2 separate regions of the Homo sapiens genome follow, and region 1 is linked to region 2. A link is a loop called in an ENCODE intact Hi-C map of the cell type or tissue named here. Cell type or tissue: endothelial cell of umbilical vein. All regions are shown on one strand. Each heading gives the region's core, and the rest is flanking DNA. Links, peaks and the distances in the headings are about the cores only.

Evidence for each region. Peaks named below come from ENCODE experiments on the same cell type or tissue, not always from the same donor. Only the 100,000 strongest peaks of a DNase experiment are listed, where the experiment ranks them.
Region 1: it touches region 2 in a loop (12-fold over the local background); 15 of 110 quality-filtered maps call a loop at or near these places.

Annotation. Positions count from the first base shown.
Region 1 is chr13:76,662,324-76,671,365 of GRCh38, forward strand. It overlaps LOC105370266 (a long non-coding RNA gene), which reads left to right and starts at 1,779. Exons shown (of 2, transcript XR_942099.3): 1 at 1,779-1,900. It overlaps LOC112268120 (a long non-coding RNA gene), which reads right to left. Exons shown (of 3, transcript XR_002957525.2): 3 at 5,736-5,771. In endothelial cell of umbilical vein, for the core only: CTCF peaks have their summits at 5,426 (motif pointing right) and 5,626; a DNase peak (open chromatin) is centred at 5,428.
Region 2 is chr13:76,816,606-76,828,533 of GRCh38, forward strand. LOC107984587 (a long non-coding RNA gene) reads right to left here and starts at 4,731. Exons shown (of 3, transcript XR_001749928.2): 1 at 4,699-4,731; 2 at 764-878; 3 at 1-277. In endothelial cell of umbilical vein, for the core only: a CTCF peak has its summit at 6,291 (motif pointing right); a DNase peak (open chromatin) is centred at 6,286.

The DNA of each region.
Region 1 (9,042 bases), core at 1,043-9,042, 160 kb before region 2:
ATAAAAATAAAGTAGCATTTTTCACCCATATCAGCAAAAACAAAAAGATTTATGACATTTGGAACTGATGAAGATACAGGAAAATGGGTGCTCCAATTTTATTTCTGGAACTACAAGTTGCCTAAGCTTCTTATAATAAGCTAACATTAAGAAATCTGGTAATTGTTAACATTCAGAATATACATACCTTTTGACCAAGCAATTTCACTTCACAAAATCCACCCTATAGAAACAAAAGCACCTGTGTGTAATGGGATGACTATTGCAACATTTTTGCAGAGACAAAAGAAAAAGAAAAGACCTCTAGAAACAAATGATTATCATTGATACAGAAATAGATAGATTGTGGAGTATCCATTCTACAGATGTAACCCTTGAACAAACGAAAAGAAAAGAAAGGGACGAGAAAAATAATGGGAAAAGAAAGGAAAAGAAAGGAAAGGAAAGGAAAAGGACTTAGATCAATATCTAGTCTTCTGCAAAATGTCTAAGATGTATTGCTAATCTGCCCATGAATGGGTATACTACAATAAAATTTTTGTAAAAGAGCAAACAATACCGCTATATGTATATCTGTTTGCTTGCATAAGCACTGAGAAAGTCATAGAAGTTTTAACATCCAATATGCATATTAGTTTGGAACAACTTGGAATAGAGGAATGAGGAAAAATTATCTTTTAAGTACATCTCTTTGCATTGTTTTACCAACTACAATGAGCACATATTTCTTAATTATTGTACTAAAGTACTTTTTATAGAATGCTTGATTGAAAATATACTTCTCATCTATGGCTGTTCCACCCTTAACACACCTGATCTCATCTGAAAATGGGTATTTGACCCTATTAACTTGACATACATTCTAATATAAACCCTTTCTCTAACTTCTGTATCAATCTTCTTTCCTGGATTTCCTTTTGTCCTCTTTCTATTCCTTCTCTGTCTCTCTTGTTAGCACCATGTCCTCATTCATTCTTGGGGGGAGAAAAAAATCTCTGCAAATTCCTTCTCATAGTTATTTCCTTCCCTTGCATTCATGGGAAAGAATTCACTTATTCACCTGCTCATGGTACTGAATCCCCATACAAATTCAGACAAATGTAGGAGACAGAGATGGAAATCAAAAAATTAAAGTAGGGTGAGATAATCTTTGAATGTAATATATGTGTAATATATACTGAATCCCTAGAGGTAGGTGTGCAAAAGTACATTTTAAAACACCAAAAAGCAACCAGCCACCTGGAGCTAAACCTTTGGAGCAGAGTGCTGAAGAAAAAGTGGCTTTGCCAAATGAACACAGAGGAGGGCCAGTACTCCAGACGCTGAAAACCATGTTTTTGTGTTGGCATTCATTCTTCTTTTTTCCAGCAATATTAACTTTTTTGACAAACCACATGAACTGTAGAGGAGTACGTGTTGGACTAAAATTGTGCTAAAAAAATTTCCTCCTCTGAAAATTAGAGAAGTAAAAATATTGCATAGCTAGTAAAAATAGTCAGTAAAAAGAATGAACACCCATACTCATGTGGGCACCGTAAGTGGGCAAATGAAGAGCACAGCATGCTCTGGTCATGCATAAACTTTTATTCTTTTGTTAGATTGGTTAAATGATTATAAAATATTTTGCTATATATGTTGGTTCTCATAATTTGTTAGGGAGTAGGTTTTTTTTTCTTAAGCTGACTGGCTGTTTTCCTTTTAGGAGAAATGAAGTTGTTTGAATTGGAGAGTAGAGTGGGAGGAAGCATTTTAAACGACTGTTACTTGCCAACTGTGCTGTTGCAGCTAGAGAAAACCTGGAAGAATTCTGTAATAGCTCTGCTAGTTTCTCCTCATTGCACAACAGTATGACTGCTACAGAGACAGCAAACAGAGGAAGGGGAGAATGGGTTACAATCAGGTAATTAAGCTTCTCTTTGGCTAGATAATTTTCTAGTGGATAGAAATATGCTTGCACAATAGTACAATGAGAATTTTGTTATTTAGGAAAACTTTGTTTTATATGTAGCAGAGTTATAGACCTACAGGGTAGATAACTGGAAACCATGTTAGAAATGTGTATCTCAGCTCCCTCCTTTTACAAATAAGATCAGAGCAGTTAAATATGTTTAAGATTTCATAGCTACTAAGCAGTCATTCCTCTCTATAATTCTACCTCTGTAATATAAATCCTTTGAAAAAGCCACAAGCAAATATTTGTAGCATTTCTGGACAAATTAAGATCTTTCTGAATATTTATACAATAGAAATGCCACTTTAAATACACAAAGGAGATGTGCTATTTTAAAAAACTCAAATTAATTTTTAATGCACATAAATATCCTTTCATCAATACAGTTCTTAGACTTGAATTTTTAAATAGTATTTTATTTTCCTGGGAAAAGGAAGTAACTGTATTATATCCTAAAATTATGATAATGAAAAAATCAATGTTCTTATCACAACAGCTAAAGAAATAACTGCAGTGATCCTATCAACTCTGTTTGATAATTATCGAGAAATGTTTAATATTACTATTCCAATATATAGGGTGCCCAACTGTTTTCACCAACAAGGAAATCTGGAGATTACCCAACTAGAATAAAATCAAGCACCATTAAATCTGGCATGCCTTTTGCTTTTCTGACACCTGTAAACCTCTTTCCATACCACCCCCACCTGGTTTTTAATTTATTGACTACACATTTTAGTCAGCTGCAGGCACCATCTGTTTCTAAACACTTAGCATCCATGCCTGATAAACTGCTGTATAAATACTTTGGGGACTTCCTTTGTACCCGTTGTCAACATTTCCCCACTACATTTCCATCTTCGGAGCTTACATTTCCAATCATACCTTAAATAAAATATCCAATTACAGTCTGAGAAAAGTCTCCAGGTTTATAAAAGAAGATAAGTAAAATCATGTTATGTTTAGAAGACATGTGAGAAGTCACATCATATTCTCCTCTTATCTTTATCCAAGGTCTTGGTTTTCCTTTCAGAGGTTATAGCTCAATTTCAACAACATGCTCACACCAATGCAGCATTTTATTTCAACAAATATTTCAGTGCCCACATGTTGCAGACACTGAAACATCATGGTATTGGGGGGTGGGGGTAGAAGTAGGTTAGCATTGAAACCAAGGGGTTAATTTGATCAGGTATGCATGCTCTACTCTGCTTGGGTTTTGTTATTTCTTTTTCCTTCTTCCATGAACCTGAAGGCCATGGTAGCTACTTTTAACTTTTCCATAGGCTAGGAAATCTGTCTCACTTAGGCATGCCTTGAGGTATGTATACCTAATCTAATCTCCAACTTCTTTGCCTGTCCCAAGACCTCTTCCCCATGGCTGTTGCCACCAGCCAGTTCCTCCCATTCTTACAGACTCTAGTTTCTCACTCTCATCTCTAAACATTCATGTGGTTGCTGGAATTCACTTTAGAATCTAGAACCAGGATCAATCACCACGTGTTCAGGGAGCCCCAAAGCAACTCCTGTTCACCCCCAAACAATAACAGACATTAACACAAACAACAGCATAAGCTTAGAAATATGAAACCTGCCAAAAAACAGAAATAAAAGATAGTAAAAGAGTCTGAGCCTATTAAGACAGGGCAGAAACAAGATTTTAAATAGAATCACGAAGTCTGACTAGGCGGATTTTCACAGGGTTTTTCAAGGTCAGCTGGTTGATTTCTTCCTTTTCTCCTGATTTGGGGTTTTTGTTGGAGTTTTGTTTTTGTTTTGCTCTTGTTTTGAATGACTCCAATAGCTCCTTCCCACATCTTGGTCATCCAAAAGGAAATCTATAGTTTTCTCATCATCCAGAGGCTACATTTAGCCACTTCAACCCACACTTAGAACACCAAGAGTTCTGTCTGGGAGAACTGAGTGGGGAGAAAAAGGTAAGCGCTCTGGTTCCATCTGAGTTCACCAAGTCCCAATATTCTGTGTGGGCATTTAACAGAAAGAGGTTTTCCAGCTTCACATGCTGTGAAGAAATCCCTGCAGCTTCAAAGGGGTGTCAGTGGGAACCTTCCCTGTGTATATTTTCTAGCTTCTCTGTGGGTCTAAAATCTCCCCAGCTGAAACTCTGAGGTGGGACCTCCCATCTATAGACCTCCTATTTCAGCCTGACCTGTGAAACACACAACCTAGGTTCTTACTGTGGAAGAAGCTGAGTCTTTCTTGTTTTAGGCCCTTGACTGGTTACCTCATGCCTTTTTTAAAACTAAAACATCTTTGGGCAGGAACTTTCTACCTGTTTTTTGACCATGTATTTAAGATCAGGTATATCTAAGGGCAAGTTCACCAGACCTGCTTCCCACACAAGATGCAATGTTTTCAGACATCATTCAGACTGTTATCTTGCAGTATGCTTCCCAACTGAAACCTTACTAATTGTTCAACACGATAGGTAAGATTTCTTATGTAAACTTGTACCATGAAAACATCACCTTATGAATATTAAATAGTGAAGAAAAAATAAAATTAGGATTTTCTCAGAAAACTTTTAACTTCTTGAAACATTTCAGCATATTTAACGAAAATGCTTGAAGTTAAATATGAGTCCTATACAGATAGGACTCAGTATATATCATATATATTCAGATAATATATGGACTAGTGTTGGTCTAAAAGTTCATTGTAAATTATTTGAGATTCAGTAAGTTTTTTCATAAAGAAAATGATATGTGGTGCTTAAATGACGGATACCAATCTTCATTAGCACATTTGATTCCTAAGGCATTGGCATTTAATTTGACACTCATTGAATTATTTCCATTGTAGTAAACCTAAACCTCCATGTATACTCGAGAACCGGGTTCAGTCTAAGTCCTGCTGCTCGCTGCACAGAAAGCCAATCATTTAGACAATCAGTACTGCCGAGCAAGAAGGCTTTATTCAGATGCTACAGCTGAGATGGGTGCTCAGCCTGAAATCCATCTCTCTGACTGACTAAAACTAGGGGTTTATAAAGCAAGGAAGAAATGTTAACAACATGTAAGAAAGCAGGAACTAATGAGGAACAAGGTGACATCTGGTACCCTGACCTGGTGAGTTTCAGTTCTTTGATACTTTGAGAGGCCTGAAGGTTCTTTCCTGAAGAAGGAACTCAGATAAAACAAATACAAGTTTCAAGTTTTAACAGTAGAAAGGTCAATTTCTATGTTTATCCAAAAACAACTGTCTATGGGACTACTGGGCCATTTTCGGTGGGAGACGAAAACTAATGCTTACTTAGCAACTACTAAGTGCCAAAATGAAGTAGTATGTTAAGTCCTACTTAATTTCCTATTTACAAGGCATTTGAAAATCTAGTCATGGAAAGTCTGATAGGGCCTATAATTATATAATCACATGTTAATGTTGAAATCTTTCTAGTTATTGCAGAGCAAGAGTTTTCCTCTATGCACCAGGGGGCAATGCTTGGTCATAGATGTAAAGATGAGTAACAGTGTTTCTACTCTCAGTGGAGCTTTAGAAGAATACACAAAGAAACCTAAACAGGTCAATGCCCTTATAACAGTACTGCATTAGTCCTTGACTTCCATAAGCAGCATGGGTCTAAGATTGACTAAGAGGTTTGGAGTCAGATATAGATGCACAAAACTGTTTCAGTAAACATTCATCCTAAGACTCAACCACATTATGGAACCTAACTTTACAGTTGTCATGAAGCTGTATGGGAAAACATATGGAAACAAGTACTTACTGTGTCTTGTGTGAAAAAAGCTTTAAAAAAATACGGGCTCCTTTCTCTTTCCTCCTTGATATCTCATGTCATCTGTCAAATTTCAAAACGTGTTTTTAGAAGATGAAATTCCAGATTTCTGAACCACAGAGGAAAATGCCCAAAGCTGGGAACATAATTGCTACTCTATGGGGCAGCCTCCACAGTAATTGTATCTTACTGGTATCTTACTTCTTCCACTGTAAACAGTTTTCCAGAAGCAAAGAGCTGTGGGAATGTGGATTATCTGTAAAAGATAGACCTTTCATTATCACTTAACACTGACCACAACTTGCTTTGGAGTTGAATCCCACGTATGTTTGCAAATACTTGTTGCTGCAAAGGGATTTATTTCTGAACTGATCCAATGCTATTACTTAGAAATAACTTCCATTACGGTTCCTTTATCTTCTTGTTTATTAGGTCTTCCTTTGTTTAGAGTGACCTGGCAAAGTGTGGTTAACAGGACTTGCAGCAAAAGTTGAAAAATCCATTAGAAGGCTCAGTTGAGAAGGGAAAAATTGAGAGCCTATGAACATTTGAGGAAATGCCAGAGGCTTGTTCAGAATTTTCTTATTAAACCCCAGATCTAGCTAGCAACAGGTTGTTTCCTGTTAAGTGAATAAGGAATGATCTCTAAGGTGCCTTCTAGCTCTAAATTTCTATGAGTTGAAGCGGACAAGGTTTCCTTAAGAGAGCAGGTATTTTAATGATATGAGAAGTGGATCCGAGCCCTTAAGCTCTTTTTTAGAAATTAATTTCAAGGCGCTGGTTTATGTTTTCAGTATTCAAAGCCCAAGCCTGTTATTACTCTGTGGAGGTGAGCTTCTTTAAAGGAATGTGCCCCTTTGTGTGATGTGCACAGCCAAAGCAGCATGCATTTTTTAACTAGGTTCACAGTATTGGGGTAAGTCCATAGGAAGCGTTTGAAGCTAAACAAATGTTCCCTAACCTTTTCATCCCAGCCTGGAGTAAGGAAAGAAATTCAATGTCCTGTGAATTTTAGTTCTCATTTTAATCGGAATTCTTATTTGTCTTCAGTCTCAATTCTTAATCTAGGCTCATCTTAACTTCTTTCCAACACAGATCCTTAAGCTGCTTTGAATAACTCAATACACAAAAATTACTATTCAGGTTTAAGTAGTCTTCTTTAAGCAGCCCAGGTATGAGGAAGAAACTGAGCTCTGACAGACTAGTAATAGCTAACATGCCAGGCCTTACAGCTAAGGGCCTTACATCAACTCATTTAATCTTGTAATTACCCTGTGAAATAGGGACAATTAAGATCACCGTGTTATCCTCGGAGAAAATTAAGGCATAGTAAGTTTCCCAAAGTTACATAGATATTAAGTGACAGAGACAAGTTACAAACCCAGGTTCCTAATATGACCTTACAAGAGCTCTATATTAGACAGATTTACCTTGAACTGATCCCCAGAGATTCTGATTCATTTACAGTGGGATGGGATGGGATGAGATGGGGCTGGAGGCAGTTGTCTACAAAAGCTGGCTCATCCAGGCTCACAAGAACCAATTGTAAGATTTTCAGAAATTCAATCAGCCAGTTAACTTCACAATTTCATGTTTGTTGCTTGAAATTGTTCATAATGGGAGTAGTTACGAGTAATCAACAATTGCTACAAGCTAGACCCTTCCTCTTTCCCCTACCCTCACATGACTGGTTGTTAAATACCACCAAGTAGAGACTAGTTATTATTATTTTTTGAGATGGAGTCTCACTCTGTCACTCAGGCTGGCATGCAGTGGCGTGATCTCTGCTCACTGCAACCTCCACCTCCTGGGTTCCAGTGATTCTCTTGTCTCAGCCTCCAGAGTAGCAGGGACTACAGGTATGCGCCACCACACTCAGCTTATTTTTTTGTATTTTTAGTAGACACAAGGTTTCACCATGTTGGTCAGGCTGCTCTCAAACTCCTGACCTCAAGTGATCCACCAGTCTCAGCCTCCCAAAGTGCTGGGATTACAGGCATGAGTCACTGCACCTGACCTAGCTAACATTTTTAAATTCTGCTGATTCTAACAAGGCAGTGGGGTTGATAACTAACTATTCCTGGTACATAGTTAACTCTGGTTTCTTTAAGGGGTGATATTAGAGGATACAGAAGGTGGGCCATTCACTTTTTACTACATAATGTGTTTGATACAAGTATACATTTCTTTTATAAAATAATATACCAAGTTAAAGAAAACAATAAATATATTTTTCAAGGTTTCCTTTGTCATTTACTTATGGATATAGAAAAAGCAGTTGATGTTGTCCTTGAGGCTTGGCAATGGGATAGGTAGAGTAGGTAGTGAGGAAAGGTCCTTAACCACAGTCTGTAGGCAAAAGTCAAGAGTTGCTCAAAGAGTGAGTGATATAAACAGCCAAGAGTCAATTCTTAGCAGACAGAGAATATTTCCAGGAAGACTTTGGGTGGCTCTAGTACCAGATGGGGATTAAAAAAAAAAAAATGGAAGAAACTAAGCAGAAAAGTCAGATACCAAAGAACTAAAGTCCATCTGGTCCTGATACCTGGACTTTGCAGACAGAAGTGGAGTCCAAACCTGAGAAGATTATCAAGAATCCGGGGAAACTTTATTCATGAAGGAACTGGGATCCTAGCAGGATCCGCAGATGTAAAATAATATGGACAGGTAAGACCAAGGCTCACTTCTTGAAACTAAAAGATGAAAGCCCAATTAACTAGGCCAAGGTTAGAGAAGACCAGCAGCACAGCTGGCCTGACCACGAGCCTCTACCTGAGCTTGCCAAATGCCAGGGGCCTCTGCTGTGTCCCTACCAGTTCCACAGGAACAAAAATGATCTGGCTGCTAGGACTGAAATTCTGAAGGGACAGTGGGGCAAGGAAGTTTATTACATGTAATTTCACTTGAGCAATTGTGACACACTCTGAATTATAATCTTTCTTGCTATGAACTAGTTACATAGTCAGAAAAAAATCAGATGCCATTGCAATTAATTCACATAATTAGGACACACCATCCCCATTACACTCTCATTTTTACGTGACACGAATTCCTTATCTTGGTCCAGCTTTGTGATTTTTAGCACAAATCAACTAGTGTGGTAAAAGTTAATAAGTAGAAAAAGAAAACAGCATGAATTGACACATAAGGGATGTTTATCAGATAAAAGCTAAAATAGGCCCAACATAGTTGCTTACATCTGTAATCTCAGCATTTTGGGAAGCTGAAGCAGGAGGATTGCTTGAGGCCAGGAGTTTGAAAACAGTCTTGACAACATAGTGAGACCCCATTGCTACAAAAAAAAAAAAAAATCAGCTAGGCATGGTGGCCTGAG
Region 2 (11,928 bases), core at 2,121-10,120:
ACCAAGCTCAGAGCCAAACTGACAGGCTGGAGAAAGAAGTCAACAAAACCTTCACAGCAGGTGCAAGGGACTACTGGTTTCCCTTATGATGTCCTGAGCATGACTCCAAGTTGGAGAAGCCAGTGCAGGGAGCCCACTCACCACATGAGCCGGCCACGTGTCTTGGCTTCCCTGCCTTTGGTGTGTACTCTGTGTCCCATTGTCAAGCCCACTGAGCAGGGTCAGGGTGATAGTTTGGGGCTTCAGTCACTGAATAGTAACATCCATAGCCGATGGTCTGAGAATGAAACATGATGGAAATAATAAAGATAAAAACTACGGAGACACTTGCACACCAGCATGGGACTTCCCCAGAATGCACTCAGTCCTATAAATGTATCTTTTCAAATGCTCAGAAATTCTTCTCTCAGAAGGTTGTATACATAAATCAAAAATTACCTTTAGTTTCTAAAGCAATTAGACTTAAGTGATTGTGAATAAAGAATACAAATAGCTTATGTTATGCGTTTAGTCAATATCTTGCACATCCCAGACCAATAGCTGTTGCCCTGATTCCAGCTTGCATTTAGGACATTCATTTTTTATTGCAATCATGTTTTGCTGAGTGCTTTCAGGGAGAATAAATAAGGCTTTAAAGGAATAGCACAGGAAATTTATAAATTGAAAGTCTTTTTACTTTAAGCTAACTTTACATGGTGTGCAATTGTATGTCAGTGGCTTCCAATCTTTGAAGAAACTGTACATTTTTAGAATGAAAATTTACCTTAATATGAACACTTTCTGGCTTGCTTTAGAAAGGGGACACAGAAATCAATCCATAGACTCATATTTCAACCATCTCTTCTTTTTATTTTATTCCAAGCTCATAGCGATGAGAACTGGAAAAGAATAAAAATGTGCTTTTGCACTCATATATTCTTATTCTGTTTTAATTGCAGGTGAAGGATGACACTTTATAGTGAAGACATTTTACTACAACTCAGAAAGGAAACGGTTATGAGCTGTAAGGAATGGGGACATCAAAAGATGTATGACACTTAAATTCAGAAATACCCATCATTTTCCTGTACATGGTATTACAAAAGATAAATAACACTCACATCATTCACTGCATCTGCTTACATAAATGGTATTGGCTTGCTATAAATATTCACTGCTATCTTTTACAATAAAGTACGCATTAGTAACGATGCTTCTATTCCTGCATTTGAGGTCAAGTGAAAAGGTTAGTGTGCCAACTTCTAAGATAATGAACTCTGACCATTCCTTTTCTCTGACATCCACATTCAAACAATTACCAGTCCTGCCCCATGGTCTTAGAGCTAAAGGAAGAGGAGTGGGGAAGAACTATGGGGTCTGGAGCCAGCCTAAGTCCAAATTCCAACTCCACCACTTATCAGCTCTATAAATTTGACAAGTTGCTTAATCGCACAGTCTGTGCCTCACTCTGCTCCTCTGTAAAGTGGGCACAGTAATATGTTCTGTTGGAAGGACACACTGAGTTATATGGAAAGCACTTAGAAAGGCACGTAATAAATGCTACATAAGCCTTAGCTCTTTGACAACAATGGCCTTTTTTTTTTAATATTGGCACTTCCTCAGTACCTCCACTTCCACTCCTCTCCAGACCCTACTGCCTCCCTCAAGTCGACTGCAACAAATAGGGTTCCAGCTGGGCTCCCTGCTTATGACATAGCTCACTCACCTCACCCACCTCCATTTCAAATCAAATGTCCTCTCCTTCATGCTACCCACTAGACATTTCTATCACAGCACCTACTACACCTTGGTCTTTATCTATGTTTATGTGTAGTGCAGCTGAAAAACACCTATTTTAATTGCATTCAGGAGACCACTTAGGAAACTGTCATTGGTTAGGCAATACCTTGATAGGTAAATTTTGGCAGGAAAGTTCCAAAGACTGACTGAAAAGAGAAGCTAAGAGAAAGCTAACTCCTTGGTATGAGATGTACACGTGAATTTAGAGGGTGGGTTAAGCAGTGAAAAGTAAGTTGGCTGAATGGGGAAAAGTAGTCAAGCAACATAAAAAAAACTTCAGCTCACAGATGGGCAATGCAGTGGGAAATTCCTAGTGGCAGTGGATGAAGGAAGGACACCGAAAACAAGAATAAGTCATATTTAAGTTCAAACTGTCTGCATTTCTAATATGTGAAAAGGACCCAAAACTGAAGTAATGCCTGATACACACACAAAGGGCTTGTGGTAAGTCGTTTGGGAAGAAATCAAGGAAAGAGGGCTGAATTCTATGTAGAAGTCTAGATGAATGACAGGGAAGAGAGAGGCTGTGTGAAATGAGACAGAACTGAATGTGGGAGTTCAGGGGGCTTATAATTTGGAGCCAGAATGAAGACATCAGCGCTCTAGAACTTGCAGAAATCTTGGTGATGTAGTTGGGTTTCCCAATATGTCTGTAATAAAAGGCTCAAGGTAGTCTTACTTAAATCCCAAAGCTCAGGTGTGTTAGTTCAGGCTCTTCAAGAAGCAGACAGGATTCGATGTGCAGAAGTTTTACTGGGAGAAACACCTTGAAGGGTTATGGGATCAAGGATTAAGCTGGAGAAGGTGAAAACAGACTGGAAATTGAGACAGGACTGACTCCTTTGAAAGGAGAGTGGGAAGAAAGAAAAATTGAGTAGACTCTCAGACCCCAGAGCAGTTCTAAGAAAGATCCAGCCAGGCCAATGAAAAGCCACTGAGCCAAAGTCACTGTTGGAGGAGTCCTGCATCTCACAGGAATGGGCCAGCAACATGATCAGTTATTGGCTGATAATAGCCCACTGAAAATGTGCACTCGGCACAAACATGATGGCAAGCCCAGAAAGCCAGCTGGCACCATCAGTCAGTCATGCTGCCACGGCAGGACATTGGAGCTGCAGATTCACCACCACCCAGCGTCACCTCAGCTGATAGGAATCATGTCAAATGCATCATTCAGTACTTAACTGCTCAATAAATATTTGTTGAATTAACAAATTGATCCACCCTACACACCAAATAATTATCCTAAGCAACTATTGAAACCTGATGTTGTGCACAGGAGAATTCATTTTATTATTTTTACTATGTGTAGTCTTTTAAAATTTCCATAATAAAAAGGTTTATTTAAAATCATGTGTAGAAACACTATGGTGGTTCCACAAAAAATTAAATTTAGAATTACAATAGGATCCAGCACCCAAAAGAAGTGAAAGCATGGACTCAACACATAAACATACACCCATGCCCATAGAAGGACTATTCACAATAGCCAAAAGGTGGGAAAAAACCCAAATGTCCATCAACAGATGAATGGATGCACAAAATGTGGTATATACATGCAAAAGAATATCATTCTGCTTTAAAAGAAGGAAATTGTAACACATGCTACAGCATTGTGCTAAGAGAATTAAACCAGTCACAAAAGGACAAATGCTGTATAAGTCTGCTTATATGAGTGTGTTAGTCCATTTACATTGCTATAAAGGAATACCTGAGATTGGGTAATTTATACAAAAAAAAGAAGTTTATTTGGCTCATGATTCTACAGGCTGTACAGGAAGCATAGCCCCTATATCCATTCTGGTGAGGGCCTCAGAAAGCTTCCAATCACAGCAGAAGGCAGAGGAGAGCCAGCATGTCACACAGTGAGAGAGAAAGCAAGAACCTGGGGAGAGGTGCCAGGTCTCTTTCAAACAACCAGATCTCATATGAGCTAATAAAGCGAGAACTCACTCATTATCGCAAGAACAGCACAAAGCCATTCATGAAGGATCGGCCCCTATGACCCAAATGCCTCCCCCTAGGCCCACCTCCAACAGCACATTTCAGTAAGAAATTTGGAGGGTACAAACGTCCAAACAATATCACTGAGGTTCCTAGAGTAGTAAAATCCATTGAAACAGAAACCAGAGTGGTGGTTGCCAGGGGATGGAAGGAGAGGGGAATAGGGAGTCAAGGTTTAATGGATAAAGAGTTTCAGTTTGCGAAGGAAAGAAAGGTTGGGAAGAAGAAAAAGTTCTGGTGATAGTTATACAACAATGTGAATATATTTAATGCCACTGAAGTGTACACCTAAAAAGGGTTAAAATACTAAATTTATCTTATGTATATTTTATTGCAATAAAAAATATTATTTAAAGAATATATTTGATAGAGGGGGAAAAAAATAGGAATGCTCCATTCTTACGCCTTAAGGCCTAAGCGTTGTTTCGCTGCTTCTAGATCCCTGATGAAGTCAGCACCGCTACTGACTTCTCCCAGCCCAGCAGTTTGGCTGGTGGGTTGGTTCCAGGGCTTTCTCTGATTGTGCTCCTCCTGGAGTCTGCTTAGAGCAAGTTCTCAGACTCCACCCAGAAGCTTTGTCCTAGAGAAGCCATTTCTGCCAGCAATTCCCACAAAAGGCCACAAAGTCCAGGTCCCTGTAGCTTCCTAGACCTTGGAAACTGGCCCTGATCTTTTGCTCCTTTGACTAAGATTTCTGTTTCAAAATAAAAGTAAACTTATTTTGGTAAATGCATCCAGATGGCTTTCTCCCCTTTAGAGTCTTCTGGCAGAACAAAAAAGTGAGAAAGAAAGCCTGCGAAGCTGTATTAGTCTGTTCTCACACTGCTAATAAAGACATACCCGGGTAATTTACAAAGGAAAGAGGTTTAATTGCCTCACAGTTCCATAGGACTGGGGAGGCCTCAGGAAACTTACAATTGTGGTGGAAGGTGAAGCAAACACATCCTTCTTTACATGGCAGCAGCAAGGAGAAGTGTGGAGCAAAACTGCTCCCATGATTAAATTACCTCCCACTGGTCCCTCCCACAACACATGGGATTTGTGGGAACTACAAGAAGAGATGTGGGTGGGGACACAGCCAAACCATATCAGAAGCCAATTGAATCTTTGGCAAAATGTTGCTGTGGTGGACTGGTGCATTAGTCCATTTTCATGCTGCTGATAAAGACATACCCAAGACTGGGCAATTTACAAAAGAAAGAGGTTTAATTGGACTCACAGTTCCATGTGGTGCAGGAGGCCTCACAATCATGGCAGAAGGCAAGGTGGAGCAAGTCACGTCTTAAGTGGATGGTGGCAGGCAAAGAGAGCTTGTGCAGGGTAACTCCCCTTTATAATACCATCAGATCTCATGAGACTTATTTGTATCACAATAACAGCATAAGAAAGACCAGCCCCCATAATTCAATTATCTCCCACCAGGCCCCTCCCACAACATGTGGGAATTATGGGAGCTCCAAGATGAGATTTGGGTGGGGACACAATTCCAAACCATATCAGCTGGCACCCAGCTAGGGTAAGCAATGTGTGTTATCCACAAAAAGGACAGAGGAGGAGTGGGCAGGCGTCAAGCCTTACCTGTCTGTGATTCCCACTTCCCTCTCTGCTCCTGCTCTTGCTTCCCATCCTTGATCACGGGACCTTTCTCGCTTTCCACTCTGCTTCAGGCACTAAACCACAGAGGATACCCTATTGCTCTCTGCATTTCCATCTTCCTTTCTGCCTATCTGTCCACTCGCTTCATTTCCTTTATTATGCTAGAGATTCCAAATCACCAGGAACCCTGAGTTTAAATTTCAGGCTCCACATACTGTGTTCAAGGTAGTTTACTAGGGGAGCCAGGGAAAAACAAGTCAGCAGTTAATTCTTCAAGCAAACACGCTGGCAGAAACAGATATGACCCTTCAGCTTCTCTCACTAATCTGGAAGCACTGGTTTTTATCTGAATAGTGTTGATGATGTGTTGGGTACCTTCTGAGACCTATAAATCCTTATGACTACTCCATCAAGTGAATGTCATTATTCTCATTTTGCAGATAGGAAGCCTGTGTAACTCAACTGAGGGCACACAGAATAAGGGACAGACCCAGGATTTGAACCCAGGCAGACTAGCTTCAGAGACAGTGCTCTTAACCACTAGCTAGTTACTGAGACATGTCCATTTTATAATGCAAACTTAATCATGATCTACAGAAAGGGTATATTCTAAAATTCTTAAAGCAAATTTTCACAAAACATTTTATTTTAATACGGAGAATGGTTCAATGGAAGAAAGCTTATTAATACTTCTGTCTGATGGAATCAACCCAAATGCCCATCAATGATAGACTGGATAAAGAAAATATGGTACATATACACCATGGAATACTACGCAGCCATAAAAAGGAACAAGATCATGTCCTTTGCAGGGACATGGATGAAGCTAGGGCCCTTTAAGTGTTTTTCCTTTGTCATCTGGTACGATGTTAAACTCTGTCAGTAGAGGGCTCTGGAGAAGCATCACAGAAGGAAAGTATTTAGTTTCCTGGTTCTGCTGCATGGCCTCCAGGCTCCTTTAGACTTCATAGCTTCTCCAGGCTCCTCCTACAACACAGCACAACACATGTGGCTTCCCAGAGCCCAGCACCTGCAGTGGAGCAGCTTCTCCAGGGCTCAGCTCCCACAAGGTACAGTGGCCAACATCACCCAGCAGCCAGCAGTACCCCCAACAACCCCCTTGGGCAGATTTGTAGCAGAGTTCCTCTGGTGAGATACCTCCTTGTGAACAGCTGTCTCCAACACCCTGGACAGGAACTATCAAGTTCCTGAGGGCTAATTTCTAGATAATTTTGTCAGCACAGTATCACAGGGACTTGTCTGCCATCCAGTCAGCCACAGCTATATCCTCTCCAACAAGGTCTGGATCTCAGCCCTTTGATACACTTAGCGTATGTGCATTTTCTATTTCCTTCCGACCTGGACGTCTACTCAAATATGCTTTACCTCTTGGCTCTATTATTTTCAAAATTTAGGTTTCACTATTTTATTGTGTGTATACTTTCTTTAGTCTACTTTAAATTATTTGTGTAATGTAAAGTCTAGTCATGGAAATATGTATGCAGATGAGGGTCATACCTATTTAACTTGCTATACTCCATTCCCAGAAAAGAACCAGGCTCAATGCAGTAAACCAATTCTTTCTGATGACAATAATGAGGCTGATGATCCAAAGTCATTCCATCCTAGGTTAGACTTTCCTATAACTGAAATTAGACCCTTAGAAGTTTAAATATTAGTACAAGGAATGACAAAGCCATTAGAGACACCCAAATCAAATTCTGTTTTCCTAAACAATGCCTGAAATTCATGTGGCCTGAGCCAGGCTAGGAACTGATTCAGGAGATACTAACTCCAGAGAGATGGAGGGAGGTAGATGTGGAAAACTGGAATGAGACACAACAGAAATTTCAAACTGGAGTCACAGAGCAGAGGGTGACAATTTGAGATTAACACAGAAGAGGTTGGTGAGCATTGCAATGATTAAGAAATAAGGTCTCAGATGAAATTCCCAGGGTAGCCCCACATTGAAAACTTCCCAGGTCAACCATCAATTCCATTACCACCACCCAGGGCATGGATTGCTGCAGTGTGGGGAATGTGCTGAGAGGAGCTCAGGAAACTCAGGCTTTGATTTAAAACCTCAGGATCTGCTGTGTACTCATTATGTGCCCTGAGCAGTTGCTTAACCTCCTAACAATGCCTACCTCCCTGGGCTGTCATGATGATAAAAGGAAGCACTGAATATGCAAAGCCCTTCTCATGGTGCCTGGCACCTAGGAAGTCTTAGCAAATGTAATTACCTTCTTTCCTTATATTGGTTTCCTAGCTGCACTAGGCTAGGTGGCACTGCTGCAACAAAGTGCCACTATCTGGGTGACTTAGAACAAGAGGAATCTATTGTCTCACAGTTCTGGAGGCCAGAAGTTCAAAATCAAGGGGTCAGCTTGGCCGGGCTTGCTCTAAAACCTATAGAGCAGCAGTCCCCAACCTTTTTGGCACCAGGGACCAATTCCAAGGAAGATAATTTTTCTATGGGCCAGAAAAGGGTGGATGGTTTTGGGATGATTCAAGCACATTATATTTATTGTGCACTTTATTTCTATTATTACTACATTGTAATATGTAATAAAATAATTATACAACTCACCATAATGTAGGATCAGTGGGAGCCTTGAGCTTATTTCCCTGCAACTAGATGGTTCCATCTCGGGGTGATGAGAGACAGTGACAGATCATCAGGCATTAGATTCTCATAGGCAGGACTCAACCTAGATCCCTCGCATGCGCAGTTCACAATAGGGTTCTCGCTCCTATGAGAATCTAATGCCAGGGCAGATCTGACAGGAGGCAGAGCTCAGGCGGCAATGTGAGTGATGGGAGGTGGCTGTACTTAACAGATGAAGCTTCACTCACTCGCTCACCTGCCACTCACCTCGCACTGTGCAGCCCAGTTCCTAATAGGCCACGGCCAGTACTAGCCAGTGGCCCGGGAGTTGGGGACCCCTGCTATAGAGAAAGAATCTTTCCTTACTTCTCTCAGCTTTTGCAGCTCGGAAATTCCTTGACCCGGGGCCGCATCGCTCTAATCTCTACCCCCACCTTCACGTGGCATCCTCCTGTGTCTCTTCACATCACCTTCCCTCTGTGCTCATCTGTCTCTGTGTCCATAGTTCCTCTTTCTATAAGAACAGCAGTCAGATTGGTTTAGCCACCCTCTTAATCTCATTTTAACCTGGTTCACTCTCTGAAGACTCTATTTCAAAATAAGGTCATATTCTGAGGTACTACGAGGTTAAGACCTCAATATATCTTTTTTGGGGGCGTGGCAGGGGGAACACAATTCAATTCATAATATGTTTCCTTAGTTTTCTGCCCAGAGTAGCAACCTAGCCACTTTCCTCCATAGTGAACTATCAGTTAGCTATTTAAAGGACACTGTCTGCCTTGTTAGTTTCAACAATATGGCTTAAAATATGCCTATATAGGTCACGCAACTTAGAGACCTTCCAAGTCTCCTCTGCCTCCCCCTATTCTGGGACTGGCCATTGGTGACTGCCTCTGCCCCCAGCCCCCACCGACCCCAGCCAATCACTGCCAGTCCTGCACTTACCAGATGCCCTTCTCTTCCCCTCCCTTCTTCATCTGATTTCTGAGCCTAAAGACTCACAACCACATAGCAGCTGCATTAAAATCTCTAGACTCTGCCAAACATGAACAATCTATAAAAAATGGCAGAGACAGTGAGAAAAACATTCCAGTTCATCTGAACAAAGTCCCCACCCCCCACATTCCCATGCTGAAGCCCAAGTGCTTATTTGAAATGTAGGAACTTTTGGGAAAGGGAATACATTTTGCCACTAACACTTTCATATGAACTGCAGGGGTCAGGGTAACATGAGGGCACTGGGCTCCTCTGTGGAACAAGAAGAGCACAGGCAAGGAGCATAGACAGGGGACACGCGTGTGCAGAAACACAACCATGAAAAACTAGGAAACTGAAAGGAGTGCGTACGTTTTCTCATAGGCCAAAAGTCATGGCAAAAATAGATTCATGAGCATTTTCCTCCTCTCTCTCTCTCTCTCTCTCCCGTCCCTACTGTAAGCATCTTTGTTTCTCTTAAGAAGAAAAAAGGAAGAGATGGATGGCATGTGAGAGGCAGGCCCACGGTAGACAGTTACCTGAATGGTCTGCTTTAAGCGGGGATAAAAGATTCCCTAGTCCAAAGTCACCTCCCCATCATGCCCTCAGGGCCTAAAATTAGGATCATTAGGATCATTCTTAAGTTCAAGACATCTGTCTTCCCAAGACAATTGATGAAAACAAAGCTCTTCGGGGGAGAAGCACACTGCCAGTGCCCACTAATATATGCACAGGCACTGGGATAGTATATTCACTGGTGGTCACCTTAGACAAATGCCCCCAGGGGAATAAATCCAGCTATAGTCATATGTTTGCTGTGTTCTCTGCTGTATCCTCAGAGCTGTGCAAATCCCTGGGCATAAAATGTGATATGAATCTGCTTCTGTAAAATGGGAACAAATAAGTACCTAAAGCATTATGTTGCTTTGAAGACTAAAGGAGTTAACACATCTATAATGCTTAGAACAGTTCCTAGCCTATAGTAAGCTCCCAGTCAGCATTGGCTGCTATTGTTATTGCTGCTGCTATTGTTGTTGTTGACTGAGAAAACTCACAAGTAATGAGAGACAAGAAAGGTCTGGAGAACTGCAACTGACAGCTGGGTGGGGTGATACCAAAGGGAAGGGGCCTGGCAGTGGCCCCAAAAGGAACTGAGAGCAAAACTAACCTTGCCCACTACACGAGCGCTCCAGGCACATAGCGCTTACCAAGTCCCAAGTAGGCCCCTGGCACTGAATTGTGGCCCTCGTTTCTCTCCCTGGTGGAGCTGGAAGCATTCCTTTAACTGCTTTGCTGTGGCCGATGAGGCATGGTAAAGGCAGGAGAGTACAGTGGGACAAAGCTTCCATAAACTAGAAAGCCACTGCGTCCCGGAATCTCTGAAACTGAACCAGATACATAGGGAGCACAGGGCACTGTAAATTAGGTGTCCTGGATTCCTGACCTGGACCCACGGGACACCCTATAGCCTAAAGGAAAGGCAAAGTGCTAGCACACAGTTTCCCAAAGTATGATACAGGTAGTTCATGAAAAAGGTATTCAAATAGGTTTCTGGGTTAAACAGAATTAAGTAGATTTCTTTAGGATAATTTTCTCAGAATTTCTAACATACATAAATGCATTGTGAATCTCCAGGGCATAGATACTGTGCACCTATCCCAAATGATCAGAGAAGACTGAGTTTAACTGAGTATCTGGTGACCAGGGTCTTCTGCAAACCCTGGGGTTGTAGACGAATGCTAGATGGTGTCTCCTCAAGCAAGCCATTTAGGCTTTCTGAGCCCTTGGTTTCCTCATCTGAAAAATGAAAGAAGTCAGTCAGTGGTTATTAGCTGATTTTGTCAAATGCACTGTGTGAAGCTGGTGAAGGCAAAGGTGCTCTGCCTCTAGGCGCATATTAAGCATCTGCCTGACCATTTTTTCATACAACTTCAGGGAGTCACAAGTCCCTCAACTATAAGATGTTCTAAGATCCATTCCATCTCTAAAATGGTGAAGGTACCTGAATCAGAAGCATATAGAGGCAGATATAAATTACTTCTGCCTGCCCAGCATCCTTTCCCTTTTTTTTTTTTTTTTTTTTTTTTGTTAACAGCAATATAGTTTCCTTTTCTGAAACTACCTCTTTCCCACTTCTCAGTCCATATATTTCAGGAAAAGTTAACCAACTCCTTCCAACTCCAGAAGTGGGCATGTCACCACAGCCTGACCAATCAGAACACCTCACTCGCCAGGCCATAGTGAAGGGCTCATGCAAGGGAATGTCGCTGACAGAAAGTGTTCTCCAGCATAGGACATACCGTAGAGCTATCAGATGGAAGGATGGACAGAGGGAAGGAAGGAGGGAAGAGGGAAGGGGGAGGGGGGAAGGAAGGAAGGAAGGAAGAAAGGAAGGAAGAAGGGGAGGGGAGGGGAGGGGAAGGGAGGGAAGGAGGGGAGGAGAAGGGAAGGGAGGGAAGGAGGGAAGGAGGGAAGGAGGGAAGGAAGGAAGGAAGAAAGAAGGGGAGGGGAAGGGAGGGAAGGGGAGGGGGAAAGGGGGAAGGAAGGAAGAAAGAAGGGGAGGAGAGGGGAAGGGAGGGAAGGAGGGGAGGGGAGGAGAAGGGAGGGAAGGAGGGGAGGGGAAGGGAGGAGAGTGGAGGGGAAGGGAGGAGAGTGGAGGGGAAGGGAGGGGAGGGGGGAGGCAGGGAAGGGAGAAGGGGAGGAGAAAGGAAGGAGGGGAGAGGGGAGGGGGAGGGGAGGGAGGACCAAAGAAAGAAAAAAACCAAAGGAAGGAAAGTCTTTACTTTGTGGCTACTAAACCAGCTGAATAAAAGCCTGCAGTCTTGGTAGCCATCTTTGTGTTTGAGAGAGAAAGTGATTCTTGATGACACTGGCTGACTCACCCCTGAACTCCATGTCTTCCTCCAAAATATCTCACTTATGAGAGCCAGTAAATATGCCCTTCTATTTAAATTAACTTGCAACTG